Regions from separate parts of the Mus musculus genome. Here all the other regions are linked to region 3. A link is a loop called in an ENCODE intact Hi-C map of the cell type or tissue named here. Cell type or tissue: left cerebral cortex. All regions are shown on one strand. Region 1 has its middle 6.6 kb from the start of Cobl. Region 2 has its middle 97 kb from the start of Gm22156. Region 3 has its middle 49 kb from the start of Gm22789. Region 4 has its middle 120 kb from the start of Gm22789.

What was found. Peaks named below come from ENCODE experiments on the same cell type or tissue, not always from the same donor. Only the 100,000 strongest peaks of a DNase experiment are listed, where the experiment ranks them.
Region 1: a loop joins it to region 3, with 8 times the contacts of the local background. A loop is called at or near these places in 2 of 42 quality-filtered maps.
Region 2: a loop joins it to region 3, with 14 times the contacts of the local background. A loop is called at or near these places in 2 of 42 quality-filtered maps.
Region 4: it touches region 3 in a loop (2.8-fold over the local background); 2 of 42 quality-filtered maps call a loop at or near these places.

The regions. Positions count from the first base shown.
Region 1 is chr11:12,467,585-12,475,584 of GRCm38, forward strand. No RefSeq gene overlaps it. Among named protein-coding and RNA genes, the nearest start is that of Cobl, 6.6 kb to the left of the region's middle. In left cerebral cortex, no CTCF peak of the experiment used is centred here; DNase peaks (open chromatin) are centred at 3,735, 5,304, 6,204 and 7,841; H3K27ac peaks cover 2,701 bases.
Region 2 is chr11:12,576,362-12,584,361 of GRCm38, forward strand. No RefSeq gene overlaps it. Among named protein-coding and RNA genes, the nearest start is that of Gm22156, 97 kb to the right of the region's middle. In left cerebral cortex, a CTCF peak has its summit at 3,002 (motif pointing right); DNase peaks (open chromatin) are centred at 3,006 and 4,999.
Region 3 is chr11:12,738,006-12,746,005 of GRCm38, forward strand. No RefSeq gene overlaps it. Among named protein-coding and RNA genes, the nearest start is that of Gm22789, 49 kb to the left of the region's middle. In left cerebral cortex, no CTCF peak of the experiment used is centred here; DNase peaks (open chromatin) are centred at 3,607, 4,341 and 6,598; H3K27ac peaks cover 1,786 bases.
Region 4 is chr11:12,806,515-12,814,514 of GRCm38, forward strand. No RefSeq gene overlaps it. Among named protein-coding and RNA genes, the nearest start is that of Gm22789, 120 kb to the left of the region's middle. In left cerebral cortex, a CTCF peak has its summit at 4,861 (motif pointing right); DNase peaks (open chromatin) are centred at 4,304 and 5,010; H3K27ac peaks cover 367 bases.

The DNA of each region.
Region 1 (8,000 bases), 270 kb before region 3:
GTCTGAACAAATTCAGGTTTTGTGGGGTCTTAACCTCACATGACTTTAGGAATCCTTTAAAAATAAAAACATAAAGCATACCAAATTATGCATGGGCCCTTACTCACACAAGTGAGGCTGCCTACCAGCCTTGACATAGCTCTCACTACTCTTCTGGCCAAACGACTGTGATTAAAACACATGTAAATTGCTAAAAAAATAAAAAAATAAAAACATGATTGGTGTAAATTGTGACTCCAAAGTGGTTGTTTATTGTACAGACTGAATTTGTGGCTTTTTAAAAAAATAATAAATAAGTCCTGGTCTATAGTATACAGGATTTGGAGAGAGGTTCTGGGGAGGTAAGATGAAGCAAGGACAGATTGTTCAATCTCTAATCTCACATGGTAGAAGTCCTGTAAGAATAGGAGAAATGTCAGCATGCTCTGAATATGCACAAGAAAGGCTGTGTGAGTACTCAGTGAAGGGTGGCTGTGTACAACACAGGGAGCAGCCTCTCACCATAACCCAAGCCCGACAGCCTAACAGTCTTGTCTGCTTCAGCCTCAAGGGCTCTAAAAATGAATTTCCATCTTTCAAGCTGTCCATTCCAAGGTATTTTTGTTATGGCAGTCTGAAGAGACTAGCATAGATATAGAAAACAAACCATTAAAAATTATAATTGTTGCCGGGTGTGGTGGCACACGCCTTTAATCCCAGCACTTGGGAGGCAGAGGCAGGCGGATTTCTGAGTTCGAGGCCAGCCTGGTCTACAGAGTGAGTTCCAGGACAGCCAGAGAAACCCTGTCTTGAAAAAAAACCAATATATATATATATGTGTGTGTGTGTGTGTGTGTGTGTGTGTGTGTGTGTGTGTGTGTTTGTGTGTGTGTGTATGGATGTATAGCCAGGGCTATACAGAGAAACCCTGTCTTGAAAAACCATATATATATATATATATATATATATAAAATTGTTTTAAGAATTGACCCACTACTACAAATAAGCAGGTTGTTAATAATAATAAGTCAGCTCCCAGGAGAAAGAATAAAGAACATCTACTTTACACGTCTAGGTAAAGATTAAATAAGATATGACATATTGAGTGCCTAAGGTGGCACCTGGCACTCATTAAGTAATCAACCATTTTAACTCTAATTGCACACATTAGTTGGCATTTTCTTTAGGTATATTGTTCCCTTCAAAAATGTGTGACCAGAGTTCTCTTTGAACTTCTATAACATAAACAGAAGCCACACCCGGGCCATTTTGCTCTGGCATTCAGGCAGAGCTGGACAGTGGCCAGAAGGTTATTGGCAGTAAACATTGCTCCAGAGCAGGGATGAGGTTCTCTGTATGTGAATGAAGCTAAAGAAGTAACTTCAGATCCAAAGTCTTCTCCAGCCATCGTGCTTGGGTACTTGAAGTCTTAGAAACCACTTTCCTGGGCAAAGTGTGAGTCTTACAGTTGAAACTGCTTGGCATCTCAGTGCAGCTTGTGGAATCCAGCTGGAGGCTACAACAAAAAGACATTATATTTAGGCCCAAGGTCTTCTGAGGGAAGCCTGGGTGGCCTTGTGTCTTGCCATCCACTTTGCTGTTCCACTCTCAACTTTGCTTCAAGGCAAGAATTGAATCACTTTCTCTTTAGGTTGGTATCTTCAATGGTTAACTTTGACTGTCAACTTGATTGGATTAAGAAGTGCCTAGGAAACACTGCCAAACCTGACAAAGTGACATAGTCCCTGCCCCAAGGATAGGGCCCTGGGGCTGAGACTCCATGAGTATCAATGACTGCTGTGGGAATAAGGTTTGTTTGTATAATAATGTACATATTTTCACTTTCCTCCAAGGAATGTCCTCCCTGTTAAATTAATGACTCCATGAGAATTAGAAACAGTACGAGACCAGTTGAGATATGCCATGTCTGTAAAATGGTAAATGCTGGGACCTTTAGGACAGCCCTTAGGGCTATGGGAAAGAGCTCTAAATACATGACTTTAAAAGTATATAATTTCTTAACTATGCAAAATATAAAGATGCAATATGAATTATGAGGGGCTTCATGAATCTGAAGGAACAAAAGCATGTACACTATGGGCTAGCTTGTCAGAAAGATACAAAGGCAGGCAGATTCCTGAGTTCAAGGTCAGCTTAGGACAGAGCAAGGTTACTTTCCGAGTGTGGTAGAAATGATAATTTCAGGGCAGGGTCCCAACCAACTACCTTACCAATTGTGTTTAACAAAAGCAGACAGATCACTGAATTCTTTTACACTGTTTAAAAAGAAATGTATGCTTGCTCTCTCTTGAGAATCAAAGAGCTGGGGTCAAGGGACCCTGATGCTGATTCACAAGATAATTTAAAGGAAACCTGGAGTAAATGATGGGTTTCATATGTAAAATAAGAGACAGGACCCAAGTTCTGCAAGAGATGAGCTATCCAGAGAATTTTTTAGGATTAAAGAGAACTGCTTGGAGAGCAGAGAGACAGACACAGGCGCACACACACACACACACACACACACACACACACACACACACACACACACAGGAGTGCACACACTCACAAGCTAGCAAGACCTGGACAATGAGATCTCTTAGAATAGCAAGCAAGCAGAACATGGACAGAGAAATCTCCAGAGAGAAAGCAAAGCATAGAGAGAAGTAGACTGGAAAAGCTGGATCAAGCAGAACACAAGTCTTCAACTTGGATCCACAATTTTACTTCTGGTCATTTCTTTTCACCACTCCCAGACACCCCTTCTCTCAGAACCCCTCTCCATGCTGAGGTTGGGTCATGGCATCTCTGGGTGTGTCTATGTGGACTTTTCCAGAGAAGGGTAGTTAGTTAAGAATGGAGAATCTATTTTGAGTTCACTGTCTCTCTAAATGAAATAAATTTCCAGAAAGGAGAAACAAGCTAAGAGTAGACATTCTCTATCTCTATTTTTTAGCTGCTATGGTGGGATTTGTGCTGTTCCACCATGGCCTGTCCACCAAAAAGAAATGACATACCTCAGACGATGAGCAAAAGAAATCCTCCTTCTCTTACATTCCGTTCTGTCATGCATTCTGTTACAGCAACTCATGGGCCAGCTAGCACAGCCTGTCTTAGCCTGTTTTGTTTGCTTCATAACGTTAGTTGATACTTGGTAATGTATAAAAAACCAGAGGTTTGCTTATCTCACAGCTTTGGAGGCTAAAATTTCAAGATTATATTGCCTAATACGAAGAGCATCTCCTGGCCATGTCACAACATGCTGGATGCTGTTCCATTACAAAGGAGCAGAGAGATGGAGGAGAGGAATGAATGAAGGGAGGGACCAGACTTATTCTTTTACAATAACGTGCTCTAGCTAAGATAAACTTGGTTCTAAAAGAACTACATGAATCCCTTCTAAGAACAGTAATCCATGGGCTAATCAACTTTTAAAGATCCCAGTATGTCAACACTTGTACATTAGGGACAAGGCTTCCACCACAAAAACCTCTGGGGCTGAGTCATATAGTAAACAGAGCAGAATCAGGTTGTTGAAATAGAAATATTTTACATGGTATCATTATTTAATGATGATGGGTCAAATGTTTGTACAGATTGCTCTTCTTTTATTGAAAATATAGTTCCTTTTCTACAAAAGCAAACCTTTTTAATGAATCTAGACTGGTGAGGCAGCTCAGCAAACATGAAAACCTGGGCTTGATATTTAGGATCTAGGCAAAAGAAGAAGAGGAGGAGGAAGAGGAGGAAAAATGCCAGCATAGACATACTTAGAATCCCAGTGCTAGAGAATAGAAACGAATCTCTGAAGTTTGCCAGCCAGCCAGTTCCAGGCCAAATGAAAGGTCTTTTCTCAAGAAAATATAGTGAAGGACAACTACAGGATGACATAAAAAGTTGACCTCTGGCCTCCAGATGCACACACACACACACACTCACACACATACATACATACATACATACATACATACATACAAAGAAAAAAGAAATAAAAAATTCAGTTTAGTAGGGTTTGTATGTACACTGACTTGTATAACAACCATCACCATCTAATCTCAGTACATTGTAGTCCCCTCCCCCAAATTAACCCTGTATCTACTGACATTCCTTATTGGGGCCATTAATCTACCTTATGAATTCACCTATTCTGGACAATAGAACTTTACAACACAGTCTTTCATGACTGGATTCTTTTCCTTAGGATAATATCGATAATATCATCAAAGTTTATTCACACTATAGCGCATGTGTGTTGTTACCTGATCTTTAAACACTCAAACAGTATCACATGGACAAACCACACAGAGTTTAACTGTTGATCAATTGATAAACATTGAGGGGATTTCTACTTTTTGACATTATGAATGCCCCTGCCATGGCTACATATTACAAAAATTCTGTGTGGATGTATATTTTGGGGTGTCTTTGGGTATATACCTAAGAAGCATTGTCAGATCAATAGGTTATCCCATGCTTTTCCTTCCAGGGTTCTGTTGAAGAAGTACAAAGCTGTTTTCCACTAGTTTACAAACCATCCAGCAGCGGATGTGGATTCTAGTTCTTCATACCCTGGACATTGCTTGCTGACAGTTATTGATTAGAGATATCTTAATATGTACAAAGTGGTATCTTTTGGCATTTTTATATTACCTTACATTGTGATGAATAATGTGGAGCCTCACAATGTGCTTATTGTCTGTTTATATATCTCTTTTGAGATGTATAATTCAAATGTTCTTACTCATTTTTAAATTAGGTCACTCGTATAAGACTTCATTACACATTCTTCATACAAGCCCCTTATGATCCATATGTACCTTGAACAATTATCTCCCATCCACAGGCTTTTCATTTGACATTCTTGTCCTTTGAAGCACGCTTTTGATGAGATTTAATTAATATATGCTTCTTTGGTCGCTTAACTTGGGTATTATATCTAAGAAACCATTGTCTACATGAAGTTGATCATATATAGTAGTATTTCTCCAAAGCTGTAACTTGACACGAGAACTCTGCACAGGGGAATTGGAGAAGTCAAGGTATCCACTTTTAGAGTTTCTGGTTCTTTATCCTGCTTTTGCTTCAAAATGCTTAAAACAATGGGTTGCAGCTTCATCTATTGCTCCCTGAGTGCATTTGAGTTGTCCTCATATGCTAGTCCAAGACATGAGGTCTATAAAATAGCATTGGCAATTGAGGAAGACACACCAGGAGATGTTCTAATTCATAGGAGTCTTACAATCAGGGATACCGACAGGGGGTTGGGCCAATCTATTCCAAACTTACAAAGCTGGGCAGAATAGGAACCAAGAGAGATCTAGTTGCACCGTAACAGAATTAGGTAGGCTGTGATTACTTCCGGATGTTCTGACTGAAGCTTCTGAGAGAAGTTCCTATCTTACCCTATTTCAAAATCACAAGAGTGAGCTGAATCTATCTTTCTGCTTAGCCTTGTTTTCTTTGAAACATCCCCAGCAATCAAACGGTATACACATTTTTGTCTCTTCCTCTCCTTGAGTAATAATTATAATAACTTAATTTACCCAATGGACACTACACCCAAATTTATTGAATCATACATAACAAAAGTTAACACTTAAAAGCAGTGGCTAGAGGGGCTGGCAGTGGACATTTGTGGGGTCCAGCATGTGGGTGAGATTCAGCATCTAGCACTGCAAAAAGCAAAACAAAATCAAAATACAATGATTAGACACCATGATAAACCTCTTAGAAAATCGTAATGACTTAGTTTTTTAAAGCAACGGAAAGGGCTTGAATAATAATAGCTCAATGATAGTGTGCTCATCTGGGGTCTATCCTCAGCGTACCTTTGAATAAAATCAACACAAAATACAGATACTATTGTTGTTAAGATTTTACAGGTGAGAAAAATCCAAAATTGGGGAGCCTTACAAAGTTACACCTGTTTGCACAAAGCAAGGGCTTGTTCCCTGGCATCTTACCCTTCACACTAGGCTCTTCACCATCCCGAAAGCACAATTGCTCTCATGTATCCCTGCTGCCCAGCTCTTCAGACGATGATTCAACACAGAAGTAGCACTGACACTTAGGATTTGTCGGAAAGTGTGTGCTGTGCTCACTGACAAACAGCAAATGGAGAGAATGTGTAGGTTGGCTCTCCTGCCACATTGTCACGAAGCTTTATTTAAGCCACCAGCTGTCACCATTTTTCTATGGATGAGCTCATTCTGGGAGCTCTGCTTCTTGTTGAGGGAAGCATCTCCTGGCTGCTCTGCCTTGATGTGCAGTCAGGGTGAACTTATATAACATTATACCTCCACCCTCAACCCACATGAGGATTATGCAACTGCGTGTAAGATTCCTTGCAGGGTTTTCCGGAAATATGAGCCTGCACAGAAAAGGCATCCAAGCAGTTCTGACTAAAGAGGACTTTCTGACCTGGGCCTGTGTGTGATCTGTCTCTGTAAACTATTTGCCTCAGAGAAATCATCTGGTTAAACGTTAGCAGAAAGCAAATCTCAGTACTCAACATATAAAAGTAGCCCTCCATAATGATTTAGTTCTCCACTTTAAAGTTATCCTGAAAACCAAAACTAGATTTACCAGTGTTCCCTCTTATACAATTGCCTCACTGCCACAAACTATTGCCTAACTTGATCAAGAATGAAGGGACTGGTGAAAGGAACTCCATTTCTGAATTTTATTTATTGTTTTGAATATTAGTAGTGTTTTGTACCAAACTATGAGAACCTAACCTGAATGAAAACTGTCATCTTTTCAGTAAACCCAAAACTCTACATTTTTATGAAGAAGAAAGAGGAGAGCGTCATTTCTGAAATCCTGCATTCCAAGTATTTAATATTTAACAGGGCTCACGGACAACATGTATACTTTGGCCTCAGGCTGGACCAAGCATGCCAGGCAAAACGGGGAGTTGGGTTGTCAAGACATACATGTCATGAGAAGCTGAGGAACTTACTATAAAAAGTTTATCCTTGGGGTTGAAGGAGAAGAAGAACAAGGAAGGTCAAGGACAGTTGATGCTCTTAGTTTCAAGGCAGGGTGGGTTGTGCTGGGGGAAGGGATGTGAAACCTCGCACTCTGTCACATACTTTGGGATGTGCTCTAGTCTTCCCTAGTTCCAACAGGAGTGGGGCAGATCAGCATCTGAGCTACATCATAGTACCATGAAGTCATGGAAGGAATCCCCAGCAGAGGGTTTCATCAGAGGCAGCAGAGCAGGGATAGACTGAAAGGGGAGGATCTTGGGAAACCACACTTGTGGCAGGAGCACTGATCTGTGAAGTATGGAAAGAACATCTTGGGGGGAAGTTTCAGAGCTATGAGTGCTTTGGAATTTTTTTAAAAAGTAGAATCTCGACAGGGCATGCTCTTTGTTATGCTAGTCAGGCAATATTTGAACTCATTGACTAGGGAAACCAAGAGAACCTTGTCTGTAATAACAAACATTTTCTCAAGTGATATTTGTAAAGACCTTCAAGAATCTCAGATACCTAATGACAGAAGTGGTGATGGAGGATCCAGCCTCCCTCAAAACAAAACTCAGGGGAAGGAGATCTTACCATGTCTGCATGCCTTCCCTCAAAAAGTTCTCTGTGGAGTTGGCAGACATTCACACACAAACAACAAACAGAACTGGAAGGGGTTTTTGTTTGTTTGTTGTTTTGTTTTGTTTTTGCTTTGTTTTTGTTTTGTTTTGCTTCCTACTATAAAAGCAGCTTATGCTGGCTAAGTCAGAAATGCCACGTCTGAAATATCTGGAGCGGATGGTATGTCTCAATAGCTGAGGGCTTCCTGGTGTGCATCTCACCCCTGCCTGGTGAAATCACACTATCTGTCTTAACTACATCTTCTGGGATTTTTAAAAATGAAAATACACACTAAAGTCTCAGTTCTAGAAATGTCACAGCCCATTATACTCAACTTCTAATCCAATGTTTTCCTTTGTCCCACTCATTAAAACAGAGTTCTCATGGAGGGCATGCCAATATCAGCATGCTAAACTTCAGAAGTAGTTG
Region 2 (8,000 bases), 160 kb before region 3:
TTTTGTTTAGCAGTCATTTTCTATGGCATATGAAAATTCTGCTGCAGGTCATAAAGATGGAAAAAAGTAACGTTTCGTCCTCTAGTCCTCAGAAGTCTCCTGAATTATGAGAATGTGTCACACTTCGTGAAAGGAAATTGTGGGTCTGCAAGATGCCTCAACAGATAGAGGCACTTGCTTACAGACCTGACAAGCTGAGTTTGACCCTTGGATTTCACAAGGCAGCACGAGGAACAGACTCCTGTTAGGCATCCTGTGCATCATAGTATGTACGTGCCTGCATTCAAATGTGTATGTGCACACTTGGCAGGCACACACACACACACACACACACACACACACACACACACACACAGTAAAACAGTTAAAGCCTGTTGTGAATTGCTGTCTGTTTTTTCTGCTCCCTCAAAAGGGGTGCCTGTACTCAGGTGAGGTCAGGTGAAATCTTTTTTTTTCCATTTTTATTAGGCATTTAGCTCATTTACATTTCCACTGCTATACCAAAAGTCCCCCATACCCGCCCACCCCCACTCCCCTACCCACCCACTCCCCCTTTTTGGCCCTGGCGTTCCCCTGTACTGGGGCATATAAAGTTTGCGTGTCCAATGGGCCTCTCTTTCCAGTGATGGCCGACTAGGCCATCTTTTGATACATATGCAGCTAGAGTCAAGAGCTCCGGGGTACTGGTTAGTTCATAATGTTGTTCCACCTATAGGGTTGCAGATCCCTTTAGCTCCTTGGGTACTTTCTCTAGCTCCTCCATTGGGAGCCCTGTGATCCATCCATTAGCTGACTGTGAGCATCCACTTCTGTGTTTGCTAGGCCCCGGCATAGTCTCACAAGAGACAGCTACATCTGGATCCTTTCAATAAAATCTTGCTAGTATATGCAATGGTGTCAGCGTTTGGATGCTGATTATGGGGTGGATCCCTGGATATGGCAGTCTCTACATGGTCCATCCTTTCATCTCAGCTCCAAACTTTGTCTTTGTAACTCCTTCCATGGGTGTTTTGTTCCCAATTCTAAGGAGGGGCATAGTGTCCACACTTCAGTCTTCATTCTTCTTGAGTTTCATGTGTTTAGCAAATTGTATCTTATATCTTGGGCATCCTAGGTTTGGGGCTAATATCCACTTATCAGTGAGTACATATTGTGTGAGTTCCTTTGTGAATGTGTTACCTCACTCTACACAATGGAGTACTACTCAGCTATTAAAAAGAATGAATTTATGAAATTCCTAGCCAAATGGATGGACCTAGAGGGTCAGGTGAAATCTTAATTCATCACATAAGAATAGAGCCTGTGATTGGGCAGTGGAAGGAGGGGGCAGAGCTGAAACTTTTAGAGAGGAAAGAGAGAGAGAGAGAGGGAGAGAGAGAGGGAGGAAGGAAGGAAGGAAGGAAGGAAGGAAGGAAGGAAGGAAGGAAGGGAAGGAAAGGAAGGAGGGAGGGAGGGAGAGAGAGAGAGAAAGAGAGAGAGAGAGAGAGAGAGAGAGAGAGAGAGAGAGAGAGAGAGAGAGAGAGGAGACAGAGACAGACAGAGGGAAAGGAGACAGGGAAGGATGGACAGAGAGAAGATGGACAAAGATGAATCAAATCAACATGGCCTGAAACAGTCACAGGTAGCTCTGGATACCATAGAAGGACAATAGAGTAACATAGGGTACATTTGCCCCATCTAGGTGTGCAGCTTGTATTTATACCAGTTGAGTTTGAGTTCTTTGTGTGGGCATTTTGGGGGTTGAAGATTTACTGTTATAAATCTGGCTGATAAATTACAAGCCTCTGGAATTTTCATTTTATGGGGCCTGGGAAGATAAGAGTGGTTCAGCATCAGCTAACCTTGGGTACCTGGGAAGACCTCGGCGGCTCTCCATGGGGGTGGTGAGACCTTTGTTATCCATATGTAGCCAGACATAGCACGGATTTTTTTTTTAATAGTTAAAATTACACGATACAAAAGCCACCAGGAAACATGATGTCTAAGGAAGCCAACCAACACACGCAAATAATAAACACTAGAACTTCCATTCACATCCGTGTTGTCTGGGTGCCACTGCAACCCTTACTTTTATGCATTAGGAAACCAGACAAATTTCGAGCATCATGGGGAAATGTGGTGGGGTAAATCTAGCTACTGTTGGGAAAGCAAGTGTCTAAGCCCTGGCACTGACCAAGGACTGGCTTTCCTCTACAAAGAACACAAAGGAGGACCCAGTCTGTGTGAATCTCCAGAGTAGTTCTCAATTCGCTTCATATCCACAGCCTCTACTTTAATTTTAACATAAGAAGTTATTTCTAGCACTTGATTTTATCTCCAATTAATTTTATATACAGAACTCTGCTAATTCTCAAAATTAAGAATTTAGTATTAGAGATTTTAAAAATGATGTAGAGATGAAAAACAGTTTTACTGTGTGTGTGTGTGTGTGTGTGTGTGTGTGTGTGACAATATATAATCATGTAGCCCAGTCAGGCTTTTTGAGTTCTTTCTGCCTCTACCTCCCAGGTGTTCTTATTCTTACTTTTTCCACATACACTCTCTATGGAGTGTGGGCTAGGTCATCACATGTTCTGACGATTTGGAGAATGATGACCCAGGAGGTGAATGGCTCACATTTTCCTCAATCTACAAAGTCATTGTTGCCGATCTGTGAGCATTGTGAAGTTTTACTTAGTTTTTGTTGCATGTGTAAAGTGAAGGATGTCACCTCTGAGGTGTGGTGTGATAATGACCGATCTGTCATCCAGATGATCCTGTCCCTGTGGCTCTCACTGAATGTCACTGAGTACTTGGTACTGAGACAGCCCTGACAAATGCGATGAGACTGGAAGCTACTGAGTGACCTAGGTAGCATTAGGTCTGAACTTCTGAGCCACCAAGGTGTATTGCCATGCGTTCTGCAGATGGCCTCTTCCTTCTCAACTGGCATCTCCCACCCTTTGATGCTTTTGATAACAATTTGACAAGGCAAGGGGAAGAATTTCCACGCGGAAATGCTTTAGCCACTGGGTGGCGCCGCTGAACCACAGAAACCGAGCGAGGCAGGCTAAGATGAAAAACATCACGCTTAGGTTTTTTTCAAAAATGTTTCAGTTGGAAATACTTAATCACTTGTTCAACAGAAATATCCTTTCCTAAACCATCGGATGGGAAGCCCCATCACGGAAAAGTAGTTCCAGCACTCGTGCTCTCCTGCCACTTAGCTTGGTGCATCTTCACAGGAGGCTGCTAATGAAACAGAATGTTGGAAAACGGTAGTGGGGTCCTAGAGGTGCTTCAGGCCCGGTAAACATTGGGAGGACAGTGATTATTTTGTAGCCATTGACCAAATTCTACTTATTCTAAGGACTAAAAAACTACTAACGGCTCTAAATGATAGCCACTGATAATCCTTTAAGAGTAACTCCCTTGTATTCTTCTTTGTTTTTGTCTGACTCAGTGAGGCACTCAATTCTTCTTCTACTTCTACTATTGTGTGTACATATGGGTATGTGTATGTGCATGAGTGTCTGCGTGTCTATATCTCACACCTCTGGAGATGGATGAGAAAGGGGATTAAAAAGAGGAGACGGCATTGATGTTTTGGAAAATGACAATTCCCCAAGAGAATTCACTTAAATTAAGATCAAAAAGTACACAAAGGCAAAATGAATATTCAGATCTATACAGTTTGCATTTTACTAAAATAATATACGGAAAATACCCACATGCATTCAAAAGAAAAGGCTATTTTATTTATCCAGAATTAGCCCCTGAAACCTTCTAATCATAAGCCAGCACACTTGCTATCTGGCACGGGTGTGGACAATATTAACATAGGCACAAAAAGAAGTCACAACCTAAATAAAAAAAAGACTGGTCAAGTTCATTTGAAAAATAAGCTTTCAGGTTAAAGCCTTCCAGTGCATAAAGGGAGACGTAGAGGATTATGCAGACACTAGAGGAAAGAAAATCCCCTGTATTATTATTTTCGTTTTAATATTTTCAGATAAGGAATGAAAGATCGTAAATCAATAAATCTGCAATGAATACATGAATGTAGGCTAAAGGCATCTATTATTTTGCACAACATCCATTCATATTGGCCCCAAAGAAGGAATTCTTTCAGATCTAAATGTCAGCATCAGTCATGCCTCTTATACTGCAGACTGTGGGGTCTTATAATGGATTGCTTTTATCCTGTACCAAAGGAGAAGCACCAGTTATATGTTGGAAGGTGGGAGCCACGGTTCTGTGGACAACTGTCAGAGAGAAATAAGCAGGTCCCTGCCTGTTCCATGGTTTCTCTCTGCCTATGCAAAGCTCACCTTTTTGTGTTTGCTTGTTTGTGACAGGGTCTTGCTCTATAGCCCAGGATGGCTTTGAACTCCTGATCATCTGGAGCTAGTGTTGGGATAACCGGTATGTACTAGCCTGCTTTTATCATATTTATTGAAGAAATTGTTACAAACAGTGCTAATGAATTTCTCTATATGTCTTTCTATTTATGTATCTATGATATACATCTTGGTGGGGCACATACATAGAAACAAGAATAATAAATAGAAACAGAGAGCTGAGGTGTACATGAAGTTTTAAGTTTAGTCATACTATATCTTAGAAATGGCCATACTTAGGTCTTAGGGCATGCAAAATATCAGCTTCTCAGATGTGGGTATGTGGCCTTTGCACATGACCCTGGTGAGCAAGCAGAACATAGCAGAAGGATGCTGTGTTTGTCTGCTGGGAGGCAATGTGCGTGGCGTAACAGTTAAGAAACGCAGTCAGCACATGGCAGGTGACTTCATTCATCCTCTTAGCCAGACATTGAAGTATGTGCTTCTGCAGGACTCAGGGATGTGTGCAGGAAGCCTGTGGCCAGTTACAAAGCTGCTGCTGTGTTACACATCTCAGCACATCTTCCTCAGGCTTGGGGAGTTTCTGTAAGCTGACCAGGACCAGCCAGCTCTTCCACTGTGAGATAGTCTGCCATGAGGATTTTTTCTTCTGACTGTGTCAGGTGCTGGTGAGAACAAAGCAAGAGACAATGGATGAAGTAAAGAGGGCAGGGATCCAAAGCAGCCTGGACTGCTAGAATGAGAACAGAACAGAAGATAGAGAACTCACGCTTTAAAGACTCAAATTGTCTCAAGTGATAATTATGCAATTACAGTGGCAAAACACTTGTTAAATCAGGATTGCACATTAAGGGAATTTAGAAGGGTTTCATAAGCCGATTGCAAAAGACGTTAATCATAAAACAATCTGCTGTAAATACAAAGAGTAACACAGTAGGAATCAGTAGACCACACTAAGAATATGAGACAATACTGTGACTCTGTGTCCGTATATAGTCATTCCTTGGGGCTAGTAAACCGTGGTTAAAACTGACCTGAAGAATATATACCAAAATGCTAATTCAAGCTTAGCCATGCCTGTATTTCTAACACTAGAGAAGTAGAGAGGCAGGAGGATCACAAGTTCAAAGCCAGCCTGGGCTATATAGCAAGATCCTGTCAAAAACCAAAACACGTTAATGAAGATGTTAATGTGGAAAGTCTAAATTGGGCTGCTGTATTCCTGAAGTGCAGAAAGCACTCCATAGTCAGTGCATGAACTAGTGAGTGAATAAAGTGGGTACTCGTGATCAGCAGCCCTGGGAAGGACACTGCACCATCTAGGTGAGATGTCATTGTCTCTGAGATGATACAAGTTATCTTTACTGGGCCTGAGTTTTGAGGGTACCCCGCTAGTTAGAGAAGCTGTAGACTTCAAGCCATAGTTAGAGGGTCTCCAGGTAGAGATGCTATGGACTCCAAAGAGCCACGATCTATTGAAAGGAATCATGAGCTCAATTTGGAAGAATAGTAATGAGCAGGGCTTACAGGACTTATAAGATCTTCTGCCTTCTGGTTAACAGGACATCTGGAAAGCTTCAATCACATACTAAATTAATATGATACTATATACCTTTCTAATGTTAGCACCGAGGAGGTTAAGGCAGCTTGGACTGTGTAGTCAGGCTATATCACAAAACTGAACAAATCAAACTAGATAATGGCTGGGAAGACTCCTAAACAAGATAAATATTAGAATCCGAGAGAGATGTGTGTGTGTGTGTGTGTGTGTGTGTGTGTGTGTGTGTGAGAGAGAGAGAGAGAGAGAGAGAGAGAGAGAGAGCGCGAGAGAGAGCGAGAGAGAGAGAGTGATGAGATAGAGAGAATGAGAATGATGATGATGGTGGTGGTAGTGGTGATGATGGTGATGATGACGATGATACCAAGCAGACCAGAATATCATATTAGAAGATACCTTAGAAGCATTTTCCTTGGGTGTGAGCCTTGGAGGATTTCCAGCATTTCTGAATCAGAACGTCTAGGCAGAACCCAGGACTTGGTGTTTTCAGATGACGTGATGTTGCTGTTAAAGCTGGGCACCCACAAGTTGAGAGCCAGGGTTCTATAGAGGAAGGGCTCTTCACATGTTTCTATCCAGCAGCAACACTTAAAGGAAACTGAATGTGAGTCTCTGCTAACAAGAGACTGGGTTGGGTGCTATGATAATCCATTTCCTCTTAGCTTTCCCAAGGCCTGTGCATGGGAGATCAGAACTGTACCTTCCCAGCATAGCTTTAGCCAGGTGTAGTCTATGGAAAGGCACCTGCTCATGCAAGAGCTGAGGGCCAGCTATCTAGGATGAAATCATTCTCGTGTGGCTGAAGGGAATGACTAGCAAGTGGCCGGCGAGCTGCAGAGCTAGCTTACTTCAGTGTCCTGCACTGCTTTGTATTATGGTCTCACAGCTAGGCAAGGGAGGATGGCATTCATAGCTGTGGGACATAATGAAGACGTGCATAGGATGGAATTACTAACACTGACAAAGCAGCTGACTTCCTTAGTAATATATCAAATTGGGACCACAGTCACAGTAGCAGAGGCAATTCCATGGCATCTTATCTCCGGGCTGGAGGGTCACGCTGCTAAAACTGCTGGAAATTGCAAAGCACAGCAGCGTGGAGAATATAGGTGGTGAGGATCGGTAATCAGGAAAGCACCTCTCTGGGGAAGGCCAAGAACCTACCATGTATCAAGCCATGGTGGCCTTGACCTGGGGAAGAGGTGACTCACATACAATGTTATCTCATTACATTTTCACAGCAGTCCCTGCAATGTGTTAATAGCTTCACTTTGCTGATGGGGAAATAGGCTGAGAAAGCTAATCTAACTTTCTCAGTACCACAGGGCAGCAGATGGGAGTCTTCCTAAAAAGTTTTGAGGACTTGAGCATTCATGAGGACATCTTAGCATTGAAAGCTGTAACAACCTCTTGCCCCTGGCTCTTTGCCTTGTGGCAGAATTGACTAATTTTTTTCAGGATTGGAAAATGTACTGGCTAGTACCTGGAATATTTTTTTTTCAGTAATCGAGCAACATTTGTTTCTAGAACAACACATTAATAGGCATATACACATGGGAAATCAAATGAACCCATTTCAGATAGATGTCAAAGTCCCTAAGACTCTTTGGTCTATCAGCCTGTAATTTGGGTATTATAGAAAAATTGCTTATTTCAAAGGCTATATCTGCAATGACAAGGGACCGGAGAAGGGGAATCTTGTGAGACTATGCCAGGGCCTAGCAAACACAGAAGTGGATGCTCACAGTCAGCTATTGAATGGACCACAGGGCCCCCAATGGAGGAACTAGAGAAAGCACCCAAGGAACTAAAGGGAACTGCAACCCTATAGGTGGAACAACAATATGAACTAAGCAGTACCCCGGAGCTCTTGTCTCTAGCTGCATACGTATCAAAAGATGGCCTAGTCGGCCATCACTGGAAAGAGAGGCCCATTGAACTTGCAAACTTTATATGCCCCAGTACAGGGGAATTCCAGGGCCAAAAAGGGGGAGTGGGTGGGTAGGGGAGTGGGGGGGGTATGGGGGACTTTTGGTATAGCATTGGAAATGTAAATGAGCTAAATACCTAATAAAAATGGGAAAAAAAAGATGGTATGTTTC
Region 3 (8,000 bases):
AAGAGTAGGGGGTGTTTGGATCTCATGAATAGTAGGAGAGGTGTGAGTCTGTCTGCAGTCTACTTGTTATCCTGGAAGGAGTGGTCCTTGGGTTAGAAGGGTGTGCTTGATGGAGTTGGGGTCTGGAACAAGGCAACAATTTGGGGGAGGCAGGTTAGAAGGAGATGCTTTATAGGATCTACAGAAGATGTGGGCAGGGATGAAGGAAAGATGAAGCCAGAGTTCTGTTGAATAACTAGGGATAAGACTGGGGAACTAAGTCTGAGGAAGCAAGAAGGAGCAAAAGGTCCACTGGCAGCCTATCTGTTTTCCTAGCAGGCATGGCTTGTGGTTTAGAAGGGGATGCCTGATTGAGTTAGGGGTTATGATACAGAAGTGTGTAGAGGAAGGTTAAAAAGAGATAGTCTGTGGAATTCATAGGAGATGCAGGCAATAGGGAGGGAAGGCTGTAACTGGTGTCCAGTTACAGCACTAGGGGTGAGAATGAGGGGGAGAGACAGAAGGAGAGGGAAGGAGGGAAGGAGGGAGAGACAGAAAGAGAGAGAGGGGGGGAGAGTCAGTCTTGGTTTTCTGGCAGGCATGGGCTGACAAGGTTTTTAAGCCATTTAAAAAATTGCTTAAAGAAATAAATACTTTAAATAAAGAAAAAGGGAATATTAGAAAAGTGAAAATGAGATCATAGATAACCAATACTCTTCATCTGAGATGTTTTGGCACAATTTCAAGATCTTTGTGTGTGTGTTTCTGTGTATGTGTACATGTATGTGTATCTCTGTGTGTGTCTCTGTATCTTGGGTTTGTGTGCATGTGTACTTGCATATGCCGGCAACTGTTCTCTGACTTAAGAACACATCCCTATCAACACACTGTAAGTTGAAACCATTTTACACAAAAAACATATTTATGTATTATTGAGCTCTGAAAGTTATACCAGGAAGTGAAGGTCTCAGATGCAATATTTTCCTTCGACTTTCTTTTCAACCCACCATTTGCCCATACAAGTCATAGAAGCTGGAATTCCTGCTACCCACTCAGATCATAAACAGTAAAGCCTCTTTTCTACAGAAATAACAAGAAAACATAAGCATGACTCTTATTCCCCCCAGCGTTCTGTGTGAGAGTGGGCCATAAAGTAAACAAGAATCTTATTCTACAAAGTCCTGCACAAAGCCAAAAAGAAATGGGACAGTGGAGAGGCCACTTGCTTTCCTGTTATTGGATCACCAGGTTGCTGTTAAGTCCTGTTTCACATGGCTGTCCACATTTCAACAAAACATAAACACAGCACATTTTTCCTTATTCTTCGAAATCATCATGCTGAGGGATTCAATTCACAGTATAATTCTAAACATATAAATTTGTCATGTCTTTTTAAGTTGTCTTTTGAAATAGAGATACTGGCTATAACCTGTGTTAAGGTGAAGCAGGAGCTCTCCCGCTGGCATTATACCACCTGCAGAGAATCAGAAACTTACTTATGGTTCCCAGATACCATCTTATCCAAGACAACATTCTACTATATTAGCCTGGGAAAGATTGAAAATTGAAATCAAATTTTGTAAACCGACACTGATATGTGTCAATTTTTTACTATCATAAAATGATAAGATTGTAAGTTAATTTATAATTAAGATGGAATGATCAACACATAAAATATATGAGTAAATTTGATATTTTAATTTTAATAATATCACATAATTTTAGTTAACTCACAAATAAAAACATTAATAAACTTATGTTGGATAATAAAATGTCCATTTAATTTATGAGATATCATTTTTAAATTATGCTTAAATCTATGTTGCATGAAATAATAAAAAAGAATAGCAAGTTCCCATGCTACACCCAGATACTCTCAGCCCCGCAGGTCTCCCTGGCAAGTTCTTATGTCATGGAAACTTTGTGACTCAGAGCCCCAAAATCTCTCCTCCTAGCTCGCTAAGTTCCCACTGGCTAGTCATTATCATGCCAGCCCCATGCTTCAAAAGCCCCATGGCCTTTGTGCTACACATCTGGCAAGCTTATGCTTTGCTGCCATACCTTTCTTGAGCCCAGTCGAAACACCACATGAAGGAAAACACAGAAACTTAGTTCAGAAACAGTGGTAACTCAATCTTTGGGCACAAAAACTAGAATCCTAATCTTGTAAGCCATGTTAAATCTGAATCCTCTGGTGGCAAATCCTGGCAGATTTGCCATATAAACTGGAAGACACTAGTAGCTACATCTTGCCCTCTCGCTATCCCCATCCAAAATGCCCCTAACTCTCTTCTGCTTCTTCTCTTCCTCTGTCTAACCCAGAAGTCCTGCCTACTCGCCCAGTGATTCTTCCCTTTATTTATTCAGGGGAAGGTTTACAAGAAGTCACCTGAATTTATGACTCAGTCCTCATTCCAAACAACCCCACCCCGGAAAGCAGAATTAACATCAAAATACAGGCATCACCAGGGCCATCCACAACAAATCTAAACTGAGGTTTTCAATGTTTATTCATTTTTTATTAGATATTTTCTTCATTTACATATCAAATGCTATCCTGAAAGTCCTTAGACCCTCCCTCCCCCTCCCCGACCCCCAACCCACCCACTCCCTCTTCCTGGCCCTGAAATTTCCCTGTACTGGGGCATATAATCTTCAGAAGACCAAGGACCTCTCCTCTCATTGGTGGCCTACTAGGCCAACCTCTGCTACATATGCAACTGGAGACACAAGCTCTGGGGGGTTGGGGTACTGGTTAGTTCATATTGTTGTTCCTCCTATAGGGTTGCAGATCCCTTTAGCTCTTTTGGTAATTTCTCTAGCTCCTCCATTAGAGGTCCTGTGTTCCATCCAATAGATGACTGTGAGCATCCACTTCTGTATTTGCCAGGCACTCTCATAGCCTCACAAGAGACAGCTATATTGAAGCTTTGGTGGTAACATTCTCCTTGGCATCCTGCAAGGATAATTGAAAGAAATTGTTAAGTTATGACATAGGTTGAATCATTTCTTTCTAGTATCATTGACCTCTTATAATAACAATGAATTAAAAATGGTTTCATATTTGTTATATACTATAAATCACAGCAAAAGGGAATTACATACAGTTGAGGATGGCCAATGTAGACCTCTGTGGAGCAATGAGATCTGCTAGATTCTGCACAGTGCTCGGTAGACACATATTGAGCATTTGTGAATGTGGCTGTTGACATGGCATAACAGACTTTTGACTTTCATCTAGTGTTAGGTAGTGGAAGTCTAGGTAGAAACATTTGCACACCTTATTGGGGTAAAGCATTTCAGAGTGTTGATCGAGTGGGACAAGAGACTTTGGCTATTTAAAAGTGTTATTAGATTTTCTACCATATCAGAAAACATTTTGATGGCATCAGGAAAAGATTCTTGGATTCATTTTCTCCAATGTGCAACAGTACTCTGTATTATGTTTTTTATGGCACATTTGTCAAACATTCTGTGAGAGTCACTTATCGAAGTCAGAGAACAGGGCATCTGTGCCAGCTTCTCACAGGCTTAAGCAGGCTCAACACTTTGCCCTAGGAATCTCCAGACACCCATACTCCTCCCTGATGATACTGTCTTGCAGATCTTAAGCTTGGCTGTTACTTAGCTTCCATTTGCCTCAACTTTCTGTTGATCTGGCCCAGGCCCTTACCATCTCATCCAGTGCATTTGGGCACAGGGTGTGTGGCATATTGTTGCTGGAGACAGATGGCCCTGCCACAAAATTTATTCTCTGTTTAAAAATAACGCTTCCTAATGCTTAGCAATTTTCAAAATAACTGTCTGAAAAATTATATTTTTCCTAAATGTCTCATAGAGGCTGCAGAGTTGACCTCATCTAAATGTTACTAAAATTAAAGAGTTTCAGGCTTAGAAGGGGAGTTTAATTCTCATCATTATGTCTCCATACTTTTCATCTTGTTGATGAGGGAATAGACCTTTCACCTTGCCTCTACTCATATAATTAGCTTAAGACATGAAACCAGAATTCAGGTCCTCTTTTTCCTCAGTTTCTTTGTATTTCAAAATGTCTGACTTTACAGTGTTTCATCAGGGATGCATATCATGGTTTCAACAATATTTTGATGTGAGAGACGTGAGACTTTATTCTGTTTTCTCTTTAGTCTCCATTCTATTCCAGTGCCTCCTAAGTAGACAAATCCATTTCTGATGAGAGAATTAACCTAAAGAACTCACTTTACCGCATTCAAATAAGCCCTTTAAAATCCTGCACTTTAAGCTTTTATTCTAGATTCCATTGTGAGGTGATAATGAGGTGCTGAAAACTAATTATGTCATCAGACAAAGCTGTCTGGTCCACCATCTGCCGAGTCTGGAGAGGGATAGTCCCTGGTTGAACTGAAAACTGGGACTAAAAATAACCACTTTTTCTTGTTCCTTGTCCTGCTCTTGCCATGGGCATAATGGAGCAGAAATTACATAAGACTCATTTGCAGCTAGCCCCACATGAGACTATAGGTCTTTTTCCAGGTGGCAGATTTCACACACATATGGATTATCACTACCATGATAGTTCACTGTGGTTCCTACCAATTTTCTTCCCAGTCTCAACTCTTGCCCCTAATTTAATACACTGTTATATAATGCAGGAGGAATGTGCTGGATTAGGAGTCCAAGATTCTTACTCATATAACCAAGTTGTCAAGACCCTAAAGTGATCATTAGTGGCATGACCTATACTCAGATTTTGGGATATATTATGGGATCAATTCTAATGGTGAGCTTGATGTAGTTTTACCAGGATTCAGACAGTTCTTTCCTTTAAACTAGGTAGCCATTCTTTTTTGTTCAGCACCCTGACTTTTTTTTTTTTTTTCTGATGTAAAGGTCTAAACTTAATAATCAAATTTGTACTCCCAGGTTACTAAAACATCAACAATGGTAGATTTTATATTCTTGGCATTCTCAAAGTAGGCAAGATTGACCAAATACAGGCAGAGCTTTACTTTTTAATGAGTGAGCCCTTGATATTTTATCCTCCAAGGTTCTCTGGGGGAAATGCTTGAGCTTTGGACATCTTAGATTATAACGTGAGAAGTCTGTGTAAAGGATTCTTTTCCAAAGTAGTCTGGCTACCAATTTCATTTTAACTCAGATCTCAAAAATCAGATTCCTTCTGAAAAAATCAGACAATATATGCTATAGTATAAACCAAACTGAAAATGAGAACAATTCAAATTTCTACATTCTTGGTTGTGTCTGTAATAGTGCTAATAAGTTAAAATGCTTTTGGTACTAAACTAAGATGATATTTCACCAGTAATTATTGCTTTGCAAGTAAGGGGCACTCTTAATTCCTTAGTTTATGTTCTGAAATTGTTTAAATTTTATTTATACATGCTTGTGGGGGTATGCATATGCATGTGTAGGTGTTGCATGTGCATGTGTGAGTGTATGCATGCACATAAGTGGATATGTACATGTGCATGTGTGAGGGTATGTGTCTGCATATATGTAGGCTATAGTACAGCTTCAGATATCAATTCTCTGGAACCATATACTTAAAAATTATTAGTTTTATTGTTATTGTTGTACGTACAAGTGAATGGTATTTATGTGGCACACATGCTATGGTGTGTGTGTGTGTGTGTGTGTGTGTGAGTATGTGTGTGTGTGATGGTGCAATTATGGAGGTCAGATGATAGCTTTGTGGGATCAGTTATCTCCTTATAAATTCATGTATGTTCTGGGGATTGAAATCAGGTCACCAGTCTTGGCAAGTCCTTTTACCCACTGAATCATCTTTTGAATCTCTTCCTTATCGTACTTCTTCCATTTTTTGGGGGGAAAGGGGGGATAAAGTCTCCTGAAAATACAAATACAAATAAATACAAAAACAAAAACAAAAACAAATACAAATACAAAATAGCCTAAGTTGGCTGGTCACACAGCTTTAGAGATGAGCCTGTCTCTGCCTTCTGAGTGCTGGTGTTCAAAGCTTGCATCATTACACGGTCTTCTTAAAGCTTTTTTTAAATTTTTATTTTTTGAGATTATAACATAATCAAACCATTTTCCCTTCCCTTTCTTTCCTCCAAATCTTTGAATATACCCCCTTTCTCTAGTATTTTATATATTATAAATATACATATATATTCATATGTATTCCAAATTAAGAAAATCAGAAATGAAGAGGGGATGACTATAATAGAAACCAAAGAATTTCACAATATTTTATGAGAATCACTTAAATAGACATTTCTATTAGTTTGAAAGTATAAAAGATATGGATGAATTTGTAAGTCAGCTAAAGTAGCAAAATTAAACCATGGAAGTCAACAACCAAACTCATGGGAAAGAAGGACATTTAAAACAATGATAAGACTTCAAACTAAAAAAGTCCAGGACTAGATAGATTCACAGTAGAATTCTACCAGACTTTCAAAAAGGATCTACAGCCTCTCCTTATACATATACATAACACTTTTTTATTTTTTAAATCATGGGTTCTGGGTCTTGAATTTAAGGCTCCATTTTTGCAAGGCAAGTACTTTTTTCTGTTGAGCCATTTCCCCAGTCAATGTTATGCACACTTAAATCTGTTTCTTCACTCAAAGTGTGTTTTCCATGCCCTCATTTGACATAAACCACAAAGTGTATCTTCTGCCCAACATTGGAAGTAGTTCCAAATTCCACATTGCTTGAGCATAAAACAGGGTAACATGGAACAGCAAAAAGCATGGAAACTAGAAAACCAACAAACCCAATACATAAATAAAGCTGACTTAACTACTATAATACTGGGAATGTACTAACTTGGTCCTAAGCACTTTGAGTTTTGAAGGAGGCTCAGGCACTAATTTTCTTTAGATGTCTCTGTTTCTATGTGTCTTATTTTAAATGGGAGTACTGAGTAGCACTGACTCTATCCTTGTAAAGGTGACCCAACAATTTTCCACTGACAGAAGTGAGAGAAAATGGAAACATCATGCTTCTGCTAGTTGGCATGGTCAGGGCACTTCCTAAGATTTTCCATGTTGTCCTTGAGTTTTCCCTACATACCTGCCATACCTCCTGGCCTAAGGCCATGTGCTCATAGAAGTCTATTCATATTGACAATCTTGACCTTTGACAGATTCTTGTAAATTATATTATAGTTACCAAAACACTTCCTTGTTAGCAACATGGAACCCCAACTCCCACAGTAGATATAGCATTTGAATTAGACCATACATATTGTCAGGTTCTGTGAATCCTGTCTGGATCATGTGGGTATTTGTGTCTTTGCCTCTGTGTTCTGATCTTAACCAACCCCACCTTACTATCTTAACCTGAACCCACCACAGCTATACTCAGATGATTTATCTGTTAATATATCCTTTGTCACATGACACATTTGCTCCTCCTCTTCTTTTTTCTTTTTTCCATTTTTTATTAGGTATTTAGCTCATTTACATTTCCAATGCTATACCAAAAGTCCCCCATACCCGCCCACCCCCACTCCCACCCCCACTCCCCTACCCACCCACTCCCCCTTTTTGGCCCTGGCGTTCCCCTGTACTGGGGCATACAAAGTTTGCGTGTCCAATGGGCCTCTCTTTCCAGTGATGGCCGACTAGGCCATCTTTTGATACATAGCTGCTCCTCTTCTTGACTAGAGACATGGACATGTCTTAATTTTAATTAAGTATAAAGTTTCCTTTTTTTTTTTTTAGCAGTTTGCAAATGTACTAATGGGCAGAAACCATTTCTGATATATTTTGTTGTTTTAGAATGTTCCAGGCACATCACTCTTTTGAGTAAATTAAGATATTCAACTAGTGAGTGTATGAATATGATATGAAATAGCTAAAATTTGGGGCTTGAATTTGAATGGTTGCTGGGCTTTGGTTCTGAGATACTTAGCAATCACATTGTAAATATTAAGAAAGGACAAAGGCTCTATCAGAAAATCCAACAGGTCTTATATAAAGTCAAATTGTATTCAATCTTTCCTCAGACTACTTGCACGAGGTTGTGTAACCTTATGGTAACAGGAT
Region 4 (8,000 bases), 69 kb after region 3:
AGAGGGTTCCAGATGCCCTGGGACTAGAGGTACAGACTGTTTTAGGCCATCATGTGGGTGCTGGGAATCAAATTTAGGTCCTCTAGAAGAGCAGACAATGTTCTCAAGTGCTGAGCCATTTCTCCAACCAGAGAAAAAAACTTAATTTTGATACTAACATTTCCTGCTTGCTTCACAGAGAAGCATGGTGTGTGTAACTTTTTCATCGTCTGCAGTGACACTGCCTGGACACCTTTGAATGGACAGCCAGTGGAATGAGTGGGCAGGAGAGATGCATGGTTACCTTAGCCGGTTGGATATACCTGAAGGGTAGGTACAATTACAATTTTGTTGAGCTGTAGAAAATATCTTCCACCTATTCCATGTTGCTGCCATTCTCTCTAGGTGCATTCATATCCAAAGCTACTCAGAGATCAGGGACAGAGTTGAAATTCCTAGAAGAGTTAGGTTGGAAATAACATAAGAGAAATCTACTTAGGAGAGCCTTTCCAAATCGTGGGCCCATTTGTCTGAGGTGCTTCTTAGAGAATTTGAGTTAAACAGGGAAGATTCCTGACACTAAGAAAAGTATCATGTAGGTGAGAAAAGTGAAGGCAAATGTGAGTAGAGTGTATGGTATCAGCTCAAGGAGAGAGAATGACAGCCAGGAATCCATCCTTCTTTTTTTTGCAGTATGCTTAGGACCTTGTGAGCCACAGGAAACCAGGTAGTATTTAATGGACTCACAGGTAACCACATGTACCTGGATCTCTCAACATGACACATATCAGCTCTTACAACACACAGGAACCTTAGGTTTCCCTTATAACCATCTCCTCCAGCTCTCAAGCCAATGTAGCTTGCAATGCTATCACATGATTTTTTAAAAAATTTATTCTCTAGAAAAAAGGGGAAGACCTTACTCAGAAAGCAGGTTTTCTGGCAGGGGGAGAAAATTGGGTTCAACCTAGGTATAAATAGAGGCATAATTAACTTGCCCACTGAAGGTCCTACAGTAATCCCCTTACCTAGCTGGGTTTTGCAAAACTGGTCTGAACTAATGTCTGTGGTGTGGCCAGTGTTTTCCCTAAAATGAAGCAGAATGTCAGTGCTTTCTGTCAAATAATAAAATATAGTTTCTGCTTGACCAGGCAGCGTAGAAAAACTGTTTACTGGACCTTTCAAATGTCACTAGGCACTCCCATGCTTCCCACAGTTCAAGCAAGAATGTGTTAAGAAACTTTTTGCCTAGGAAGTGGGGATGTGAGGTACTCAAGGCAGAAAGTCCAGCTTGTGTGGCTTTCTCCTCTTCAGACATATTCCTTTATGATGAGCAAAGTCTTCTCAGGCCATCCGACAGTTGCCCTTGGTAGCCGGTAGGCATTTTTGGGACTGAGGAGAGATGTGAAGCAGGCTGACAGTTGCTAGGGATGAGTGAGTGGAAAGAGATGAGATATATTTCCTGATGTTGTTATGGTAGTCATAGAGCCAGGCCCTTCACTTCCATCATCTTGATTCTTAAAGCAGCTTTGACAGATAAGTGCAGTTGTCTCTATGTAAGAAACCAAGAGATCACTGTGTTCTTCATGTATTCAACTTGCCAAGGCCACTCATTTGCATCGAAGGCTCATAGCTCAAGCAGAGGCCACTCATTTGTATTGAAGGCTCATATAGCTCAGTTCATTCCCAGATACATCTGAAGGTTCCCACTAACTGAAGAGTCCTGAGAAACACAAAAGAGGAGGAGACAGACTCCTCTTATTGCCCATCCTTTATGGCTTACCTGTGTAGTGTATGTCTTTAGTTTTCCTGGGGGCTGGAGGCCTCATGTGAGCTGGGTATTGCTAGCTAGGCCACAGGTTCAAACATATGCTTTTAAAATCTGTGTTCAACAAACCAACAGCCTTTGTGAGCTTTAAAGTCCTCAAAGCAACTTATAATTGGGTGGCCGTAGACAGTATCTTGGAATCTGTATCTAATATACAGCTGACTGAATCAGCTGTCAATGTGGAAGGCAAAGTGGACATACTCTTCATAATTCCTACCTCAGAAAGATGCAGTGTAGATTCATTTCATCATGAATCTCGAATCTCATCTTGTTTCGAATTCAGGGCAGTCAAGATGTAATTTGTACCAGAGAAGGCTTAGTGAAAAGTCGGTTACTTCCTATCCCAGCCTTCATTCTAACCCAGGGACACTGTGAACTTTATGTTTGCAGTTTATTTAGAGATAATAAGATAATATGGTTCTCACCTTCCTGTGCCTTTCTAGTATAAGAAACACACACAATAGTATGGAGCCTGTAGTTCTTAGTGAGCCCAGACCCTTCCTCATGGCAGAAAACAGGGCTGTGGCACTCAAAACACATGCCTGTGAAGCCTGAATTAGTACCTGTAACAGAGCTTCTCTACAAATGGATCACCAAAAAATCGATAGCTCCTCAGCCACTTAAAATGACGAAAAGCTCTTCTTGAAGAGAGCCAGGAATCTCTGACAGGTTTTCACAACCCTGAAAATTAGAGTTGAGTTTCCATCTGCATCCATGACATTGATTCCTTGTGTACAGGGCAGCTACAGGAGCATGGACCCACTATACAGCGAGGGCAAAGCAGCACATCTTTTGAGACCTGCCTCTTGCCTCTGCCCTTACTGAAGTCATACTGATAAGATGGAAATGTACATGGAAAAGTTGTGGCTGTAGATCTAGGGATCGACAAACAAGATGCCCAGAATGTATGAGGCTGACCTTATCCATACAGTGATATACCAAGCAGCCATTAAAGGAAATACAGAAACTGTTCAAACACTTGCAAAAAAAAAAAAAAAAAAGGTATGAAAGATTTGCTGTTAAAATAATGACAATGGGACCAGAGGGTAGGTAAGGGAGCTGAGTTTCTTCATTTGCACATTACTAATGACGTTTGTGAGTGGTTGGGGCTGAAGGACAGATGTGGAATTTAAAGTCCACTGCTTCTTTTCATGACTATTTTTAATTTTGTACCATGTGACACAAATGCAAAAGGAAATTGAGAACATTTTAACTTTGTAGTAACTTGGTACTTAACTGGTGTTGAAAAGTAGCAGGTAGGGAAGGCCTAGGACTGGGAGGAATTGATCCTTAAAGTGTAGCTTGGGTTGCAAGGAAACAAAGTAATATCTCTACTGTCTCTCTGAGGTTGTGTGTATAATTGAGGGGCAATCATGACAAGAATTGGCTTGTAAAATTTGAGCACTGTTTTAAAATAGTGGATCTGGAATAGTCAGCAGATTTTATTGAGCCTGATTTGCACATAATCTGGAAGCTAGATATTTTCCCCAGAAATCTTTTAAGAGTGCTCATTGCATCTATTTTCATAGGATAGTAGTGATTGGAGGAAGTGACATAGATTTGGAATACCTCAGAAAAGGAAGTTGAATGTAAGATTCAGCATGAATTAAGCACAGTATAGAATCAGCTAATAGACACCGAGAGTGGATTGTTTCTGAAAAATCACTGAAATAGAACCATGGATTTTTTTCTTTACAGAATAGTTATTATTTTTCATTTGTTCTCTCTAGCTGAGAAAACTACATTTCTACATTCTTTCCACTGGATACTACCAAAATCCACTTAGCAGTTGTAATTGAAATTGATCACTCAGATGGCACAGTATACAAATGCTGCTTTTCTAAAGTGGCTAAGGAAACACTTTGGGGTCATATGTTCTTCCAAAAACTTTCCTTTTGCTTCTTAAGACAAAGACCTGATGCGCCTGAGTGGGCTTGAGACCCAGAAGTGTCCTCCAAAATTGGGTCGAGGGAGGGCCTAGGTTTCACCTGGTTTGTATTCTTGTTCTCTCCGTCTCTGTCTCCATTTTGTGTCAGTCTCTTCTCCTCCACTCTGCATGTGTGTTTGCACACGTGGCCATGCACATGTGGTATCTTCTTCTTTTGTATGTTTTTTTCTGTATGTCTGGCCCTCTTTGGATATTCAGTCTGTCAAGCTGACAACCCCATTGTGATTTATTTGAAGAGCCTCAGGCCACAGGAGAGATCATAGATAGATGTTCCTAGCAACAGCTTTGGCTGACTTAATTAGAAATAACCATAATAACCACTGGGATATGATTGAGGAGAAGGTCCATCTCACCCTTCAGCCATTCCAAGATCATCAAATGTATCAGGGATTCGCTGTCACTTCAGTAAATCTCAGAATGCTGACTCATAGACAAAACCAATGTTGTTGATTTGACTGGACCACAGAAAACTGGCTGCACTGTGTGGGACAGGGGCTGAAGAGGGAATAGAGCACTGTAGTAGGGTCTAGGGAAGTACTGTTAAACTGCCCCTTTTACTTCTGGAGGACTAGGGAAACCACAAACCCTTGTTATGCACGGGGGCTGGGGGTAGCTGCGCTGATGTATGGTGAGCTTCTCTGGGTTTAAGGCAGCTAAGTGGCTTCATCCATCATATAAAGTATTCTGTGCCTATACTTTATAGAAGGCTCAATTGCCGCACTTTCAAGCACTGCAGAAGAATATAAAGCCATAGATAATTTTAATTGTCTTTGTTTACTTGCAGTAAGTCAGGCTATCGAGTATGGTTCCCTAGCCCTTAATCATTTTTAAGCACTTACATAACATGCATGTGAGGACCCTTTCCAGACAGGCTCGAGGTTCCTCGTCTTCTCCCTCAGGCTTCCCCCTTCCCTGTCCTACGCAGTGACTTGTATTTTGCACACACGTTTTTCACTTTTCATGGTAGTTCAGAATCTTAAGAGCAGGAGTTCATTCCTGGCCACTCTCCAGGACACTATACTCCTGGGTTGATGATTCTCACAGAAGACGCAGACATGAAAGCAACAAGGCTTTCTTGGTCACCTGGGTGCCTGTCTTTAGGGAGTTTGGCCTGTAGGTGGCAGTACGGTCTTGTTTTGCTCCCTGCTGGTAACTCCTGCTTTAACTCAAAAAGGGATCCAATAGATTTTCCCTCCCTGAAATCTTTATGGTTTTCCCACCTTCCCAGAGTCAGGGCTGATTCTTATCTCTCAGTATTAGAGCTCTGCCAGACACTACAGGAGTTCTGGGTGTGGGAGAAAGCAGGCACAGCCTGGCAGAGAAGAGAATTGTGAAGTGGAATCTGATGTGGAATGAGAGAGAAGCGCGTGGGTTGGGAAAGTGCTGTTACTTTCCCAGTCTGTGCTTCATCAAGGAGCTGAAACAAAAGCCAGGGTGGAGTTAGTGAACCCGAGCTCACTCTGAGCTGCCTAGCTCTGTTCTAGCTGAGTCAGTAGTGGCCACAGTAGATCCAACTTTAACAATTACATCAAGGATCCCAACAAAGGAACCAGACTGGGAGGAGACAGTCCAGCCACCATGTCAGCCTCCTCCTCTCTTGGGGAGTGTCTCTTTGTTCTGGGATGGGGGTGGAGTTTGGGTAGGTGTTCCAAGCAATTGACAGTTCACATCAAGATCTAGCCACACTGTGTACACAAACTCTGCTCCTGGAAGTACTTCTTTTCTGGGCAATAACTTTCCCATAAGAACTTTGAAAATCAAACATCATCTTGACCTAGTGAGAGCTAAACTTACCTTGACTTTAAAGGCATAGTATTTTTCTTGAAATTGGGCAGGACAAGGAAAAGAACAAAAAAATAACTGAATTGTAACATGAGTAACCTGAAAAAGCTCATGATGTGTGGTTTACTAGAAAGATCCTACTGACCTAGTGGGGGGTCCAGGCATGCAGATGACTCAGGCAACACTTTTCTAACATTTGCATACACACTGTTAGGGTGTGGCCACTACTAGGGAAGGTGTCCTTCCATTTTGCCTTTAGAAAGGTTACCAGAAAGCAAAAAAGAAACAACAGTTGGACAAGAAGAAACCAATTTAAATTCCTTCTTAAGTAAAAGTAAATATTCTAGGAACCTCATGCATACCTATGTTTGCTGAGGACAACCGGGGAGTGGCCATCTCACAGTGGCTGAAAGGCTTTTGTGGTTTTTGTGATCATTGAATTGGCTAGGTTGAGCATATTGGTTATACCCAGCAGCCCTGCTTAGGCATCTTTGAGTCATACTAAGTCCTTGTGGGAGGCTATTACCAAGTGCTAATGCATCTGTCCTGACATCAACTCCCACAGCATGAGCTGACAAATGGCCACATCACCATCTCTTTCCCTCCGTCTCACTAAAGGCTGCTAAGAAGCATGAGACTCGCAGAATGTTGCTTGTTATTTTCTTTGTCTATCTTGGTAGCTAACCATTTATTTTCTTTTCTTAGACCCTTTGGATGTTTCAGAGTGCACACCTCTCTGATGTCCAGAGATATTGTAAGCCACTGATTTTTGCATTGGCACAGTTAGGCTCTGAGTCTGTTAGCTACAGTTGCTAGGCTGAGTCCAGCTTCATGTCACAAAGAACTCTGTGAAAGCTTAAGTAAACACCATTAAGTCCCAAATGGATGATGACAATGAAATAGGCTTTAAGTTGGTAATAATGGGGTGATATATTTATTGTGCTGTATGAGAACTAGGACAAAGAACTGGACACATGTGATGGGTCATGGGCAATTGGTATTATGCAAACACTGCATGGAATAGGAAATGGGCTTTGCCTTCTTCTTAGAGGCATGATGACAGGGCGGTAGAATTTGATGCCGTCTTGTAGAGGCAGGACAGTAGCCTGTGGTATAGTGATCTTGAGTTCTGCTTCTTCCACTTTTCTTCATCCGCTCTTGTGTTTGGAGTACAGAATACCCATGGAAATCAGAGGAAAGTTCTGGGGACCAGAGGCAATGTTGGGGATTTCTAAGCTTGCCAGTGGAGATTCACAGGCCTGTTTTATCTTCCTCAGTGTGGGATGTGTGGAGCTATTTTAAAAACGCATTATGTATTGATAATTTAAAAAGTATTTCAGTTGGGTATAGAAAGAAAGCTTTGTTCTCATTGATAGCCAACTAGGCCATACTCTGCTACCTATGCAGCTAGAGACACCAGTCCCACCATGTGTTTTCTTTGATTAGTGGTTTAGTCCCAGGGAGTTCTGCAGATACTGGTTAATTCATATTGTTGTTCCTCCTATAGGGCTGCAGACTCCATTACATTCTTGGGTACTTTCTCTAGCTCATTTATTAGTGAACCTGTGCTCTGTCTAATGGATGACTGTGAGTATCTACTTGGTCTTGCAAAGATTCTATGCCCCAGTATAGGGGAATGTCAGGGTCAGGAAATGGGAGTGGGTGGGTTGGGGAGCAGGAGGAGCGGGGAGGGTATGGGGAATTATCGGAGAGGAAACTAGGAAAGAGGGTAGCATTTGAAATGTAAATAAAGAAAATATCCAATAAAAAAAGAAAAAAAAATATAGATCTTCTCTCCGTCTTAAATGAAAACTCCTGTTGGGTAGAGTATAGAATTCAGTAAAGAAATAACTACATCTTAGAAGAATTTATACTGTGGAGTGTGATTATTTGCATAACTAATAAAAATTATGAGAAAAAATCTGGTGTAATAAAACAAAATTTACAATGTTAAAAACTAAATTTAAAATAACTGAAAATAAAAGAAAAAATCTTTGTCGTTTTTTCTTTGGATGGACTTGGTGAGCATTTTAGAATGGTCAGAGGACTATACATAAAGAACCATCCAGAATGCATGGGACTGACTGATAGGAAAGAGCTCCATCAAGCCTTGGTAATTAGAAGAAAATGAATTACTGATTGAGATAATTAGCATTAATTGTCAGCTTGTCAGAATCTGCAATCACTGGGGAAATGGGCTTCTGAGTATGTCTGCAGAGGGATTATTTTGATGCATTGGTTTGGGAAGGCCAATCTTGACTGTGGGTAGAACTATTCTGTAGATAGGGGGTCCTTGACTATTTAGGTGAATGGAGAAAGCAAGCTGAGCAACAATGTACATTTCCACCTCTGTTTCTTATAGTGGACATGATGTGACCAGCTGCTTCAAGTTTCTACTCTCTTGACTTTCATGTCTTAGTGGACTATACCTAAAACTGTAAGCTAATGTCTTGCTTCTGTAAG